Linked DNA regions of Homo sapiens: region 1 is linked to region 2. The links are chromatin loops, found by intact Hi-C in ENCODE. Cell type or tissue: gastrocnemius medialis. All regions are shown on one strand. Each heading gives the region's core, and the rest is flanking DNA. Links, peaks and the distances in the headings are about the cores only.

Region 1 (7,826 bases), core at 2,576-5,075, 150 kb before region 2:
ATACCCAAGCCTGCGTGCTCTGTTCCTCGTACCTATGACTCCCTGTTGTGTGCATCAAGCCTTCCTTACCCTTTAATGTTACCTGGCTGGCCCTGAAGGCCTCAAGGTTGCCAGTACTCCGAGGATTGAAAGAGCTGGGCAGTGCTGCCCTGCCAGAGTCTGCCTGGAGCTCCTGGACCAGCCCTGCCTCCTGTTTGCTGTGTGACTTGGCACCCGTCATACCACTTCCCTGTGCCTCAGCTTTCCCATCTGTCCAGTGGGGCACTAGACTGAGTTGGCAGTTTCCCACTGTGCCTGATGAAGCAGAAGCAGGTGCCAGGCCCCCTACTTCCCTTGTGAATGAGGTCTGTGCCTTAGATTTCTCATGGAAAGTTAGGGAACTCCCAGATAACTTCCTGTCCTGACCCCGTATCGAGATCTTTGTGCAGCTGCTGCTTAGGGGGCTGCTTTTTTTGGTTCGTTTTGGTGGAGCAGCTGGGGGTATCAGGGCAGGAAAGGGAAAATAATAGTGTTATTAATAAGAATGGCCAAATTTACTGAGCAGCCTATTCTCCCACTAAGGTAGGCCCTCTTTGACCCATTTTACTGATAAGAAACTCAAGTTCTGAGAGTCTGAGTAACTTGCCGAAGTTCACACAGCTGATGAGCGGCCGAGCCCCGCTGTGAGCCTGGTTGGTTTCATCCCAGACCCTGAGGCCCTAACCAGCAGGCTGCCCTCCCCGACGTGGCTTGGGAGGTGGCATTCTAGGACACACGTGTGGGAAAGAGGAGGTCAGGAGAGATGCCCGCTGCAGAGTTGAGATGGCCAGTGCTCTGGGGCTGCTTCAGAAGAGACCTGACCGCCTCCTGTCGCCTCCGTCTTGCTGGCCATCCACACTCCTGGGGTGGGGGATGCCACCTCCTCCTGGCTCCCTGCTCACATGCCAGGCTCACCCCTATCAGAGCCCTGTTTTGGGTCATGCTCCTGGGTTTGAATGAGGTAGATAAATGGGGTGCTAGGCCTGTCGAGCTGTAAACTCATTGCGGATTAATTTTTTTTTTTTTTACAATAGTGGCTTGCAAAACTTTTCTGGAACAAATCTTATAGCAAGCCAATTGATTAGGTTGTTCAGGAGGACCTTGGAGGATTGGAGTAATTTTGTACTTCTCAGGAACAAGCGTGTTTCCTGTCTGAGCCTCAGTTGCCCACCTGAGAAAGCACAGCCCATGCCTGTCCTGCTTGCCCTCCGATCCTGTCCCATTGTTGGAAAAGGCAGGTGCAGTTTATCCTGGCACAGCCCACCCCTGTCCCGCTTGCCCTCCGATCCTGTCCCATTGTTGGAAAGGGCAGGTGCAGTCTATCCTGGCACAGCCCACCCCTGTCCTGCTTGCCCTCCGATCCTGCCCCATTGTTGGAAAGGGTAGGTGCAGTCTATCCTGGGCACAGGACATGTCGGGGATGTCATCCCCCCACCCCCCAGAGCCCACGGGAAGGCAGATGAATCATGTCCATTTTACAGGTGATGCCTGAAAAGGTTCAGTATTACAGGCCCCGTCTGGAGTCCCACTGCTGCTGAGGGCTGGGCTTGTGGCCTTGACCCAGGGCCTTCTGTCTCCGAAGCCCCGGCTCCTCAGGGCCTGGCTCTTGGACCCTGGCAGCCCACAGCCTTCGACCTCACGCCTTCCCTGGAACTGTCACTTCCTGCGTCCTCTGGGCTTTCCAGGAGTAAAAAGTGGGAGTTCGGCAAATCCTGCTAACGTCCTTGAGGAAGGAGCTGCTTGTTTTCTTTTTCCAGCTTCTTCTGCAGGAGCCCACCTGGGGCCTCCCGGTTCTCCAAGGCATTTATAGGAGTTGGGGGGCGGATGTGGACCCCTGGCCCCTGTCCAAAGAGCTTTTGGCCTTTCCTGGGTGGCTTCTGAGTCAGCTGCAATGGCAGGACCATCTCCATGGTCTCAGCTGCTGTCTCGGCCACTGTGCTGGTTTCCTGTCCAGCAGGGTTCAGTGGTGCAGGTGACAGAAGCCAACTCTGGACAACTTAAGCCAAAAGAGACTTTAACAGGAGGCCAAGGGGGAGCCAACAGTGTGAATGCACAGAGAGATGGAGGCCTTGGGGCAGCTCTGGAGATGCGGGAGCGAGAGGGAATGGATGTTCTCTTCCGGGAACTGCCATGGGGCGGGAGTTTGTCACCTCCCGTGTCTCCTGCGTGGCTCTGCTTGAGGATCAATCCCTGGGCAGATCAAGCATGAGCCTGGGCCATGGCCCAGGGGAGGGCAGGGCATTTTGACTGGTGGCACATTGAGGTTAGGGTTAGGGGCGGTTCCTCAGGGCACGATTGGGGTGCTGCTGTTATCCGAGGCTGGGGCAGTGGATACCTGGAGGATGAACATGTCTGCTTGGCTGTCACTGCTCTCCTGGTGGCCTGTCCTGCCACCTCAGAAGGCTCTGGCTGCCTGGAGTCGGGGCACAGGGTGGGCTGGGGGTGAAGTGCGCCGTTGCCTGTTAGGCCAGCTCTGGGCTGTGGGGTTGGAGTCACCAAGGTAGACCTGTAGGGCACCAGGGTGGGTGGGGATTTGGGGGAAGTCCAGTCTAATGTCATTCATACGCACAGGGAAATGGGAGTTGAGAGAGAGCAGCAAGAACTTCCCCAAAGCCCCACCGCCTAGTAGGGCTACAACTAGGGGAGTGGACCAAGGTGGGAAGGCAAAAATGCAGCACCCCAAGGCAAGTGTGGGTGCCCCTGGTGGTGTGGCAGGGGGTTTAAGTAGAACACACACACACTTTTAAACACACGAATTGCTAATGAATGCACAAGGAGCAAAATTAGAAACTCCCCCAGCCACCCACTGTCCTCCCTGGAGGCCACTGCTGGTCCTAGTTTCTTGTGTCTGGTTCCAGGGCAATTTACGTGTGTTCAGACACATGAAAATTCGTGTATTTATCTCCCCTCCCCAACACAAATGGAAGTACACCATACAGCCCCTCACCCTTTCTCACTTTCCAGACTGTGAGAAATGATTCCAAATCAGCTACTTCAGTACTGCTTCAGGACTTTATTTATTCATTTATTTAGGTTTTCTGAGATGGGATCTCACGCTGTTGCCCAGGCTGGAGTGCAGTGGCACAATCACAGCTCACTACAACCTAGAACTCACAGGCTCAGGAGATCCTCCCACCTTAGCCTCCTGAGTAGCGCATGCCACCACACCTGGCTAATTTTTGTATTTTTTGTAGAGATGTGCTCATCATGTTGCCTGGGCTGGTCTTGAACTCCTGGGCCTCCAAAGATCCACCCACTTTGGCCTCCTAGAGTGCTGGGATTACAGGCGTGAGCCACCATGCCCAGCCCCCTTATCCCAGCCTTTATCAGTAGCGTTGACTATGCCCTCTCTCCCCTCTCATAGCCAGCCAGGCAGCAGGTGCCTGTAGCTTCTAGAAAACAACCAGGTAGATGGGGAATGTGGATGTGGGAGAGCCAGGACCCTCTAGCCCAGTGGCTTGGTGTGGGATTTTAAATTGCATAGGTCTGGATTTGAATCCCAGCTCTGCCACTTGCTGGCTGTGTGACCGTGAGCAAGTGTCTTAACCTCTCTGAGTATAGGTTTTCTTGCCTGTGCAATGAGGATGGTTGAGGACTCCCTGCAGGATCCCTAGGAAGGTGACACAAGTGCTCTGTGTGTGGAGCACCCCGCCTAGTCACCGGTGCTCAGCGGAGTTTTGATTGTGGTGGCACCAGAGGTCTGCTCCCTGTCACAGGCCTAGGGGCAGGAGGAAGGGGAGAGGAGAGCGGGACAGAGCCTGCTTCTCTGCCCCTGTGGCATCCATCCCAGATGAGCAAATGGCTCTCAGCAGGGCATGGGGAACGGAATCTCTTTCTGGCTGGCGGTGGCTGGCCAGCCTCAGGGCAGCTGCCCTGTTCCCAGATCTGGGGTTCCAGGCTGGGTGGCTGAGGCGGGCGGTCAGGCGGGGCCTGGGCAGCTGACAGGGCCTCTGGGGGCGGGGGTGGGGGTAGGAGGCCAGCTGTAGTCCTGGAGCAGCAGAGAGCCAACTCAGACTTTAACCCATTCCAGTCCTGCGGGGATGGCTGCTCTTCTGGGCCCGGAAATGGCTCCCTTTTCTTTCAGTAGCCTCGTTTGCCCTGTGAGCTCCTTGTCTGACCAGGGGGTCGGCAGCCTGCAGTGCAAGGACTGTATTTGGACTGCTAGAAGTTTGGTCAGCCTGTCTTAAAATTGGAATGGTTCCTATAAATATTCAGATCTCTGGCCTCCCTGGAGAAACCAGAAAATGGGACCCTGCTAAGCACACTCTGGGTGGCAGCGTGGGCTGGGTTGGGGGTAGAGTGGTGCCATTGTCTCCTCCACCCCCAGTGTTTATTTCTGGTACCTACCTATTTCCCCTGCGATCATTTGAGATCCCATCAAGGCCAACTCTAACTCCTCTCCTAGCTGAGCCTTGACTTTCTTGGGGGTCTCTCTACCGCTGCTTGGTCCCCTCCCATGCCGGGAGCCTCACTACCCCCAAGCAGACCTCCCCTCATTGCCTCTGCTGATAGCGTCCCATCTGTTTCTTCTTGAAATCGTCCCATCTGTTTCTTCTTGAAATCTTTCTGTAGTGCCTTCCACTGGTTGGTCCCGGTTTGACCCCTTGAGGCCACACAGCCAGCGCAGTCTGTCTTCTCTGTGACAGCCCTTCAGATGCCTGAAGACAGCTCTGAGGGCCCCCTGAGCCTGCCCCTCTGGGCTGAACAGCATCAGTTCCTTCACTTCCCCTCCCAAGATGTGGTTTCAAGACCCCCCATTACCCTGATGCCCCTCCTTAGCCACATCCTCGTGGGCCCGTGAACTTCTTGTGGCCGGACTCTCAGCGCTGCCCTGCACACCCCGAGGGCCTCAAGACCACTCAGACATGCCCCAGGTCCCATTTGTGTTGAAGGAGAGAAAGTGTAAATGCACAGAAAGTGTCCGGTAGGGCCGACTGCCCTCAAATACCCATGGCATTTCCGAGAGGGGCATTATAGGTGGTTTTATTTTTCCCTGAGTACTCACCTGTATTTATTTATTTTTCCTATAATCTGGAAGATTAAAAAAGTAACAAAGCAAAGGGCTTGCGATGAATTCATTTTAATCAACTCATGGCAGTTGTCTGTGGAGACGAGGCCCTGAGCTGGGAGTGAGGGGCAAGGAGGAGGAACAGGGTGGGGCTGTCCCTCAGGGAGCTCACAGCATAGGGGACCCTGATGCGCCCAGGGGTCTCAGCTGAGTCGGGCCCTCAGAGAGGATTATGGGGACCAGAGAAGGAGGCGTCTGTTTATCCAGGGATCTGGGAAGGCCTCTTGGATAGCAGAGGTCTGGTGGGGGCCTCCAACATGGCAGGGGTGTTTTGGGTAATGAGAGCAGCAGTGGCAGAGGTCCTGAGACAGGAAGGTGGTTGCCTGGAAGGGAGCAGGTGGGTGCATGGCTTGGAGCATCAGGAGGTAAGAAGGGTGTGTGGCAGGGCTGGGGGCAAGGGGCTGGCAGAGGCCCCTCTCTGGCTGTCCTCTTTGGGGTGAGGAGTCTGTGAGTCTGGGAACGTGTTCTTTCTTCTAGATTATCTCCAGGTGCCAGGACTCCCCCAGCCTCCCCGACCCCAGACCACCCTGGACCTCTGGGGCCTCTCCCTGTGTTTGTCTTCCCAAGGGTGGACCAAGCCTTCAGTGTGCATATCCCCAGGCCAAAGAGTGGGGAAGGGGTGCTGTCAGCAGGAAATGGGGCCTGGGCAGACCTTTGACACATGGTTGCCCCTGTCCTCGAGGGAAGGAGCTGGGGGTGGGAGGAAAAAATGGGTGGGCGCAGGCTGGGGGCCTGGGTCCTGACAGCTGGGCGAGCTCTCACTCTCATGCGGTTCATAAGGCTTCCCCTGGTGTCCTGCTAAGAGCTCCCGGGTGGACCCTCCAGCCCCAGACCCCCTGGTGTCTTTGTTTCCAGTCTCAGGAGCAGGCTTCAGATGCCTCAGGGCTTGGTGGAGGCACTTTGGAGGCCATCAGAAGTGGGAGCAGGAATGCTTTTACCAGCTGTGCTAACCCACCCGGGGGTCCCCACCTCTCCCCTCTGGGAGCCAGCATGTGGTCTGCTATGGGAGGATGAGGCAGCCACATCTGTTCTCGCAGGTGCAGAGCGGAGCCTCTGGGACCTTTCTCTCGGATTCTCCTTTTCCCCAAAGTCCCCCTCTCGCCTTCTTGGGGGTTCCAGGACCAGCAGGACCTGGGTGTGAGTTCCACTACACACAGGCTGCACTGGCTTGTGTGTAGTGGAACACAAGGCTTCTCTGAGACCTCTCTGCCTGGGTGGGGAGATTGAACCTGCTGCCGCCCGCTGGAGCATAGCAGTGTGGGTGACACACAGAGCATGGGACCACTGCAGCCTATGCCGCTTTGCACGAGGCAGCTTTTCCAAGGGCCCCCAGGGCCGGGCCGGCCCCTGCCAGCCGTGGACCAGATGTGCTTTTTCTGATGGTGTGGGAGAGCTTCTCTGTGTGGGTGTCCTCGCATTATGTGTGGGCCGCTATGTTTTGATCGAAGGGAGCCAAACTGATTTTCCTGGCCCATCTCTCCGCCATTCGAAGCAGAAAGTTAAATAAACACAACCAAGTATTATCGCAGGACACGCGGAAAATGAACTTGGTCCCTACGGGTGGCCACATCTGGCAAGTGTGGGGCCGTGCAGGGCTATGGGATGAGACAGATGTGGTTGGGGCAGGAAGGGCTCAGTGTGCCCCCTGCTCGGGGACGTGCCTCCTGCCAGGGGCTCTGGCCCTCAGTGGTATCCTTTCCCATTGCTGAACCTTTCTGAGGCCGTGTCTTCTGGCTTGGCTTCCCCTGAGCCTTGCCGCAGCCTGGTGGGTCTCTCTGGCCCTGTCTGGTGTGCGTAGGGAATGCACAGCTGGAGTCCCTGGGCCATGGGGGCAGGTGGTCAGGTGCACTTGGGAAATAGTCACACTTGTCGTGATTTCCACCCCTCTCCACCCCTCTGCTAACGGCCCTGGGGGGTGGATGAGCCACAGGTTTTGGGAGTACTTCACTGCTTGCCAGAGTGTGTAGCCAGCATGTCCCCCGCCCCTCCCACTGTCCTCTGCCCAGCACTGCCCTTGGCATGCAACACTCAGCCCTTGCTGAACTCCAGTGGGCTGAGTGGGTTCCCGGAGATCCATTTAGGACAACTGACATGCACCTCTTTATCAGAGGTGCCCAGCACTTCTCATGCCCACTGTCCCCAAAATGGGACATTGCACCGGAGGCTTGTGGGATTCAGGTGGCTGATAGGTGAATGGTTCTCTTTTCTTCATACTTATATATATTTATTCCTTCATCTGTTAGGAACATGTTACTTCTTATGTTTATTTTATTGTCTATTAGAAAAATTGGGCCTGGCATAATGGCTCACATCTGTAATCCCAGTGCTTCCAGGGGCCAAGGCAGGAGAATTGCTTGAGGCCAGGAGTTCAAGACCAGCCTAGACAACATGGTAAAACCCTGTCTCTACAAAAAATTAAAAAATTAGGTAGGTGTGGTAGTGCACATCTGTAGTCCCAGCTACTCAGGAGGCTATGGTGGGAGGATGGTTTGAGCCCAGGAGCTCGAAGCTGCACTTAGCTATGATGCAGCCACTGCACTCCAGCCTTGGTGACAGAGCAAGATTTTGTCCCTATAAAAGAAAAAAAAAAAGAAAGAAAAATTGTTACTAGCACACCAAATGTGTGATTTCTTGAGTAACGCTGCTTAGGGAGAAGCTAGAAAAAAAGGAATGTAAGAAAAAGCAGGGAGTTGATGGGAAGAAAAGCATCCCGTGACTCTGAGTGCCAGAGGTGTGTCCT
Region 2 (7,826 bases), core at 1,715-4,214:
GGGGTTTTCCCTGGAGCTGTGCCCTGGCTGTGGCCCGGCCAGTTTCCAAGGCCTGGTTTTCATTTGCTGAGAGCTGCTTCCCGCAGACAGCTCCCCACCCACCCCACCCAGGGGCCTCCCAGGGGCCGTCCCCCCACCCTGTCCTGGCAGACAGGGGCAGTGTCCGAGAGAGACCCCTTGCTCCCTTTCTGTGGTCCTCCCTTTAACCCCAGCCTCAGCACCAGGCCCTGGCATGGCGCCGGCCCCAGGCCCTCCTCCATCTCTGTAGAATCTCAGAGCTGGCAGGGGAGCCAGAACTCCTCGGTCGCCCCCGGGGCCTGGATCCCTCAACTGGGTCAACATCTGGCCGCGTGGCCTGAGCCCTGGGCCTCCTCTGTCCTCTCCCTCCCCATCTGTGCCTTTTCCCAGCCCCTTTTCTTCCCCAAGGCCCTTCCTCTCCCGCTAGCTGGGTCCTCCGCCAAGCGCCGCCGCGGGAGCAGCACACCCTCGGCCCATCCTTCTCCGCCGGCCCAGGCGGCCGGGTGGGGATGCGTCCCGTGGCTGAGATCACCAGTGGGCCGGTGGGAAGCGCCTCTCCAGCCCTCGCCTGCCCTGCCGCCGGGTGCTGGGAACCCGGGCTCAGGTTCTGGCCCTCTTGGCATCGGCCAGTTTGCCCTGGGACGCCCTGGTGAGCAGGGGGAAAGGTAAGCGGAGGCATGGGACAGTGATGAGGGGGTGGCTGGGTTGGAAGGGGGAAGAATGAATAAAACAGGCTGGTGTCTGCACCGGAACGCCGAGTCCCCTTAGAGGCTCCCGGCGCGTTGGGGAGTGGAATGTTTGCTCAGAGTGGAATGAAATCCAGAAGGAAGGAAACGTTTTTTTCTGGAATGAGAGAGGAAAAGTGGGCGGCCAGCTGCCAAGCAGGTGGTGGTGGCCAGGGTGTCAGACCTGGGTGGGGCCCTGCGGCATGGGGATGGGGAGGGCCCTGGGGTGCACCCTGACTCCTAGGTCTGGAGTCCCTCCCTTGCCTCTCTCCTGTCCTTCCCTCTGTGCCCCACCCATTGACCTCCTGTCCCCTCTGTCTCCCGTGGGGAGGGCTGGCTTGCATCTGTGATGGTTTTTGCACTCAAGTGCTTGCCTGCCTCTGGCTCCTGCCCTCTCCCGTGCCCTCCTGAAGCCTCATGTCTGTCCCACTTCCTGCACCACTGGCCGGGAGGGAGGCCACCAGAGTGCAGCTGCCGGGCCTGACTTTGCCACCTAAAAAGCCATCCCATCCCGGGCACTGGTCCCCTCTCCAGTCACAGGGGCGGCATGCCAAGGGGACATTGAGACTAGCCTCTGAAGTACTGAATGCCAGACTATGATTCCTGATGGATTCTGTAGGGCCTCGAGGGGGGTGGGCTGGGGGGCCTCAGTGGTAATCGGGTGTTTCTCGTGGCCAGCCACTTGTTCTCCTCAGGAAGAGGCTGGTGAGTTTCTTTCTGTTTATGTGGTAACCAGGCTACCGAGATGGCAAACTTAGGTTCTGCAATTACACAGCGTTTCAGAAGCAAATTGATAGGATAACGTGTTATTATTGGCTACTGGGTTAATAGCTATTTTGGCAGGAGTACCAATCCTGCGTGGTGTTGCTGGCGCGGGGTGTGAGAATGGCGCGATGGGGTGGAGAGGAATGGTGGGTGCGCTTTGCATAGAGCTGCAGACTCGGGAGGACTCTGGGGGCCTCCTCTGCCAGCGCCTGCTTGGATAATGCTCAGTTCTGATTAGCTGTTGCCGAAACCAAGACCAGAGAGGTTGAGAGACCAGAGTCAGATCATACAGTGAGTTGATGCTGGGGTTGGATTTTGGGTCCCTGTGGGGTTTTGGATGACAGCTTGGCCTGTGATCTTAGAAGGCAGGGCACATGCCTTCACACTGAGCCCCACGTGGGCATCTCAGAAAATGTGCCCTGAAAAGTTTGCATGCTCTGGCTTTGGGGTGCTTGCACCTGCTAGATCCCTGCCTGGGATCCTCTCTCTCTAGATTCTGCCTTGGCCTGCTGCCTTGTTTGCTTCTGGTGTCTGCTCAAGTGTCGCCTTGTCACCTGTCCAGAGTGGCACCCCACCCTTCACCCTTTTCCTGCCCTGCACTTCTTCATAGCAACACGTGATTTACTACGGACTGATTTATTCCTTCTTCAGCAGGAAGATTTAGTCTCCTCTCTTTGCATTGTAAGCTCACTGAGGGCAAGGACTTTGTTTCTTCATACCCTATCCCCAGAGCCTCGAACAGGGCTGGCAGAGTAGGCACTTATTCGTATTTATAGAAGGAATAAATGAATGTAAATTGCAATGTCATTTTAAAAAATGGCTGCCATATCGCAGGTGACTCGCTGTTTGTCCTTCCTCTTGGAGGATGGTTGGAGTCAGAGGGTCCTGTTATTCCTGTCCCTGAGAGGAGGTCAGCAGGCCCTCCTTTGGGGCTCATCAGGAGATCATTTCTTCCTGCAGACTAAGGGAGTTCAGAAGGGAGTGGATTCCCCTTCATTGGAAGGGACCAAACCTCTTTGTAGAAGGGATTTAAGGACTTTTTGGGGTGGACCAGAGCCCTTCAGGGGGACTGGCTTTCTTTATGACATGACATTGGCAGGAATGACATAAGGAGGTGGTAAATTGGGGATGCCCGCGAGAAGGGTAACCTGGGAGTGGGGGTGGAGTTCCCCAAGGGCGGGGGTCTCACAGTGAACCACGGCTCTGCCCAGCGGTCTCTGTGTTTGCTGCCACTGGACTGGAAACCACACACAATGATCTGTTCATTGAGCATGTGCCATGTACCAGGCGCTGGGCCAGTGTGCTTAACCTGCGGTATCTGATCTCATCCTGTGCACAACCCGAGGAGGCAGAAGGGATTCTGCCTGTTTTCCCTCTTGGTGAAGATTAGAGAGGTCCATTAACGTATCCTGGTTTACACCACTGGTCAGTGGTAGAGCTGAGATTTGAACGGAGGCTCTCTGGCTCCAGAGCCTTCCTGGACATGATCCTGATGCCCCCGGAATGCAGCCTCCATGGTGCAGGGCTTTGCTGGGTGTGCTCACTGCCCCAGGAATTGCAGCAGAGCCTGGCACAGAAGAGGCACTCCATAAATATTTCAACAGTGCAGTCGCTGGCTGATTGAGTGAGTGGATGCGAGGTGTTTCCCAAGATGAGCGGGAAGTGCTCACTTTTTACTGTTGGTCCATTGGACAGAGACAGGGAAGCCCAGGCTGGGAAGGAGGTGACACCGACTTGTGCTTGGCTGGCCCGAATTCCTCCTGAAAAAATTACAAGGGCACTGCTTGGCTGTGTGTTCCTTGTGGAGGGGTGCATTTGTTCACAGGTCCTGGTTAGGAAGTAAGGAGGTTTCTGGTGAGTTTTGGGGGTCCCCCCTGGTGGGGAAGACACACATGCCTGCAAGCATATACATGCATATTCACATACCCTTATTCTCCAGTGTGGTGTGTGAAGAAAGGCATCCACTTGAGGGGTGTTTTCCCGGAAAAATATGGAGACTCCCACCCCAAATCCCACTGTTGAGTCTGTGTCTTTTTTTTTTTTTTTTTGAGATGAAGTCTCACTGTGTCGCCTGGGCTGGAGTGCAATGGTGCGATCTCGGCTTACTGCAACCTCTGCGTCCCAGGTTCAAGTAATTCTGCTTCAGCCTCCTGAGTAGCTGGGATTACAGGCGCCCACCATCACACCTAGCTAATTTTTGTATTTTTAGTAGAGACAAGGTTTCACCATGTTGGCCAGGCTGGTCTTGAACGCCTAACCTCAGGTGATCCACCCTCCTTGGCCTCCCAAAGTGCTGGGATTATAGGTGTGAGTCACCATGCCCAGCCCCAGTCTGTATCTTTAAGAGCATGGAATCTGAGCTTATTATCTTATTAAATCTATCCATTTGTTTGGCTCTGGTCTGAATAAGTAAGCTCCCCCCCCATCCCCCCACACCCTGCCCCAGCTCTGTGTCTCCTTTGTTTTAATGTCATTTCTCTGGGATTCAGGCTGAGGCTGTGTAGCTGAGCTGTTCCTTCTGCCTCCGTCCGTGCTTCCTGACCCCCACACCCTTGCTGCTTCCCTGGCTCCAAGAGGCTCTTTCAAATAAAATCATAACAAATTCAGACCCCACTGAAGACTGGAGTAATTGCATTCTGCCATAATGAGAGGGGGCCCGAGGGACCTTGGTGATGCTGGACAGGCTCTGCTGGGGGCAGCCCCACTGGACCCAGGTGGTCAGGAGGGTGGTCAGGTCAGGCTTATATACTCCCTGGCTTCCAGCTGGAGGCTCTGTCCCCAACTCCTAGGCCCCACCTTACAGGGGCCTCTTGAGTGGCTCCTTGCTGCTTCTTTGTGATTAGACTATTCATTCATTCATTCATTCATTCATTCATTCGTTTTCTCATTTTCTCATTCTGAATTCATTCATACCATAGTTTTCAAGTGCCTCCTTTAGACGAAGCCCTGGACTTCAGTATTTCATCCATCCATCCATCCATTTATTCATTTATTCATGCCACAGTTACCAAGAGCTTCCCGTAGGCCAGGTACCCTTTCATCCATTCATTCATTCAGTCATTGAGCAGATAGTTATTGCCAGGCACCTTGTGGGGGCTCCCAGGGATCCAGGGATCCAGGAATCCAGGGCTTATCAGAATTGTCTCCAGGCAGTTCGAAGCCAGGAGTACCTGTGAGGAAACCTTAATCACATTCTTGGAAGAAGATAAAAAAGCATAAGGGAAGTGGTTGAGAGGTATATTGCGGGTGGAGGAGGAGGAAGGAAGGTGCAGCTCCCTTCTGGCCCTGCACCCCACCCTGACGAGTGGCCTGACTAAAGTGTGCATCCATTGACTCATTTGGCAAATATTGAGGGCCTACTGTGTGCTGGGTGCTGGGAGGAGCTGGGGACCATTTGGGGACCGTGGAGCTGCCTGTGGCAGACTGTAGGCCCAGCACCACCCACAGGGGTGCCGTCAGCCTGAGCTGGGCTGGGGGTGGCATCTCCCCTTCCCAGACCCCTCTATGAGGAGGGTACCAGTGCCTGCAGCGGTGGGCACCTGAAGCCCCTCGTGTGCCATGTGCAGGATCTGGGGTGACTGATCGCTCTCCATCAGTTTCTCTCTCCCCTGCATTACACTGTCCACCCGGCCTCCTCTTGAGAGTATGTGTGTCAGGGGTGTGTTTCCCATAAACCCCACATCTCAACATTTCATATGGCTGATGAGTCAGGTGGCCAGATTCTCCTGGCTCTGCCGGACTCTGCCCTGGGGCAAGTCCCTCCCTCAGACCTCAAGGGCCTCAGTATCCCGATGTGTACAATGCACAATACATCGTAAAATGGGGGGTCTAGTGAAAGGATTATGTGTGGCTTAAATGCATTAAATAGTAAAACGGCCGAGCACAGTGGCTCACGCCTGCAATTCTGACACTTTGGCAGGCTGAGGCAGGAGGATTGGTTTAGCCCAGGAGTTTGAGATCAGCCTGGCAACATACATAGCGAGTCCTCATTTCTACAAAAAAATATAAAAAATTAGCCAGGAGTGGTGGCACACCTGTAGTCCCAGCTACTTGGGAGGCTGAGGTGGGAGGATCACATGAGCCTAGGAGGTTGAGGCCACAGTGAGCTATGATTGCGCCACTGCACTGCAGCCTGGGCGACAGAGTGGGACTCTATTTCAAATTTAAAAACCCAAACCACCCCCCGCTAAAACAAGTAAAACATCAAAGACTAATATGAGTGAGTAAATAAATAATATAGATTTTAAGAAAGCCCGGCACGTAGGAAGTGTCTGGTGAGTGTGGCTGATATTCAGGTCTGTTTGTGAGCAGGAGCACATAATGAGGCACACAGATGAGGGCCTGGTTCCAGTGGGAGGAGGTGGTGGCCACTCGGGCTGAGAAAGCAGGGACAGGCAGGGTGCTGGGGCGGGGGTTCCAAGGAAAGAGTCAGCGATGCTGGGAAAGGGTGGGGGACCCACATGCCCCAGCCTTGATGCCTAGGACTTCAGGGGCCCTGCCCCACACTCCGGAATCCAGTCAGGGGAATGCCCTGCCACAGCTGCCTTCAGGGACCTGACGTGCTGGCCAAACAAACTGGAACTCCTCCTCCTCGTGGTGGTCCAGGGCCAGGTGGCTGCCTCTCTGCTGCTGCTGCCATATCCCAGAGCCTTCCCCAGGCCTGATGAGTCGTTTTCATCTCCTGCCCATCACGGGCAGGGCTGGGGCAGCCTTCAGCCATGAGGCTCAACAGCCCAGCTACAAAGTCCACGACGACAATTACTCTAGGGGTGGAAACATGAAAATCGGGAAAATTGGAATTTCCTCTGTCGTGTTGTAGATTTGGATGAGTTTAGGGGTGAGTGGGGCCCTCAGAGGGGCCGCCTGGCTAGCCCAGCACATCCTTGAAAATGCTCTGGCTCTTCTCTTCCTGGCCCTCCTCAGGCCCCGGGCTCCTTGCAGCGCCCAGCCCACCTCTTCTCTCCTGCCTGCCTCTGGCCAGGCACGGTGCTGGGGACACAGCAGCTATGAAGGTGCGCCCTCGTCCCTGCACTGCCCTGTCTGGAGGGGGAGAGGGACAGACCAAGAGCTGCAGTCACTGCAGTATGGGCCAGGGCAGCAGGACTTGCGCCACATCTAGGGCTGCCCAGCCCAGTTTCTGGTGGTTCATGCATGTTTAACCCAATTACATCTTTATTTTAATGGGCATTACAAAAACATCATACTCATGATTTCATCAATATCATGATTTAGGATTACACTTGGGTACCTGACATTGTTAGTCCTGAGGTCGTTGAAAGGACAAGGTTGAGTAATAGTATAGGACACAGACCCTGACGGTGGCCTCTCAGTGACTTGAGCATGGCAAATCCTGGCAGGTGCAGATTAGGGGCTGTGGAGGAGGCTATGCAGGCTGAAAGACATGGCTTCCAAGTCTGACACCACCATCTGTGGCAGTTGTACCTTAGTCAGTGTTGCAGGGAGGACCCCTGAACACAGAGCCTGAAGCAAGGACTTAGTGCACATATGTGGCGAGGAGGCACTCCCAGGAAGTAGGACGGAGGAGACAGGGCCAGGGAAAGGCCGATTTTGGGGTGCAGTGTTGAGCCTGCTGCTGTAGACCACTGGGCTTGAAACTGCCAAAACCTTCGTGTCTGCAGGGTGCCCCAGGAATGGTCTTCAGAGGAGCCCACTGGCTCCAGGCCCTTTTAGGTGAAGGTTGCCCCTGGGGGCATCACCTCCCCTCCCTTTGGGGTCAGACTTGAGACAGGCAGACACCTGGAGGTGGGGCCTCAGGCTCTTTTACTCAGACTGTCCCTGCAGCTGCTGAATTCCCAGGGGGCCACTGGCCATGATGCACACATCAGGTCCCTGAGTTCCTCTGTCCCTCAGCGTTCCCTTCCATAAAATTGGACCAAGCTCATGACTGTCTCCTGGAGCTGCTGGAGGGCACCTGGCACATGGCTGGAGACAGGGAGTGTTTTTGGGGAGTTTCTCCATCCTCCAGATACTTGGGGTGGGACCCTGGGGCTAGGTCCTGGATGGGATTTGACTGAGAAGCAGGGGATCTGTGATTTGAGGTCACACAGTGTGTGCCGCTTGTCTGTGGAAGTCTCCAGCCAAAGGAGCGTGTCACCCTGAGAGGTGTCCAGGCTGAGAATACGGACCCAATCCAGACATCCTGTCAGGCTGGGCTCCACGGGAGGCCACCTCCTTGGCAGAATGCTTGTGCCCCTGAACGGGTGTCACTCCCTCTCTTTCCCTGGGACATGGTGGTTCATAAACTCATATCCCGCGGTGGTTAGGAACACAGCCTCTGAGGTCAGGGAATCCATGTTC

The links. Peaks named below come from ENCODE experiments on the same cell type or tissue, not always from the same donor. Only the 100,000 strongest peaks of a DNase experiment are listed, where the experiment ranks them.
Region 1: a loop joins it to region 2, with 2.7 times the contacts of the local background. A loop is called at or near these places in 1 of 110 quality-filtered maps.

What each region holds. Positions count from the first base shown.
Region 1 is chr16:49,807,912-49,815,737 of GRCh38, reverse strand. The region is part of intron 1 of ZNF423 (zinc finger protein 423); the gene reads left to right. Among named protein-coding and RNA genes, the nearest start is that of ZNF423, 44 kb to the left of the region's middle. RefSeq lists enhancers at 4,333-5,278, 5,279-6,223, 6,224-7,169. In gastrocnemius medialis, for the core only: no CTCF peak of the experiment used is centred there; a DNase peak (open chromatin) is centred at 3,877; H3K27ac peaks cover 2,423 bases.
Region 2 is chr16:49,656,948-49,664,773 of GRCh38, reverse strand. The region is part of intron 3 of ZNF423 (zinc finger protein 423); the gene reads left to right. Among named protein-coding and RNA genes, the nearest start is that of LINC02179, 190 kb to the right of the region's middle. RefSeq lists enhancers at 646-1,179, 1,180-1,714, 2,521-3,020, 3,021-3,522. In gastrocnemius medialis, for the core only: no CTCF peak of the experiment used is centred there; DNase peaks (open chromatin) are centred at 2,053, 2,803 and 3,093; H3K4me3 peaks cover 594 bases; H3K27ac peaks cover 1,125 bases.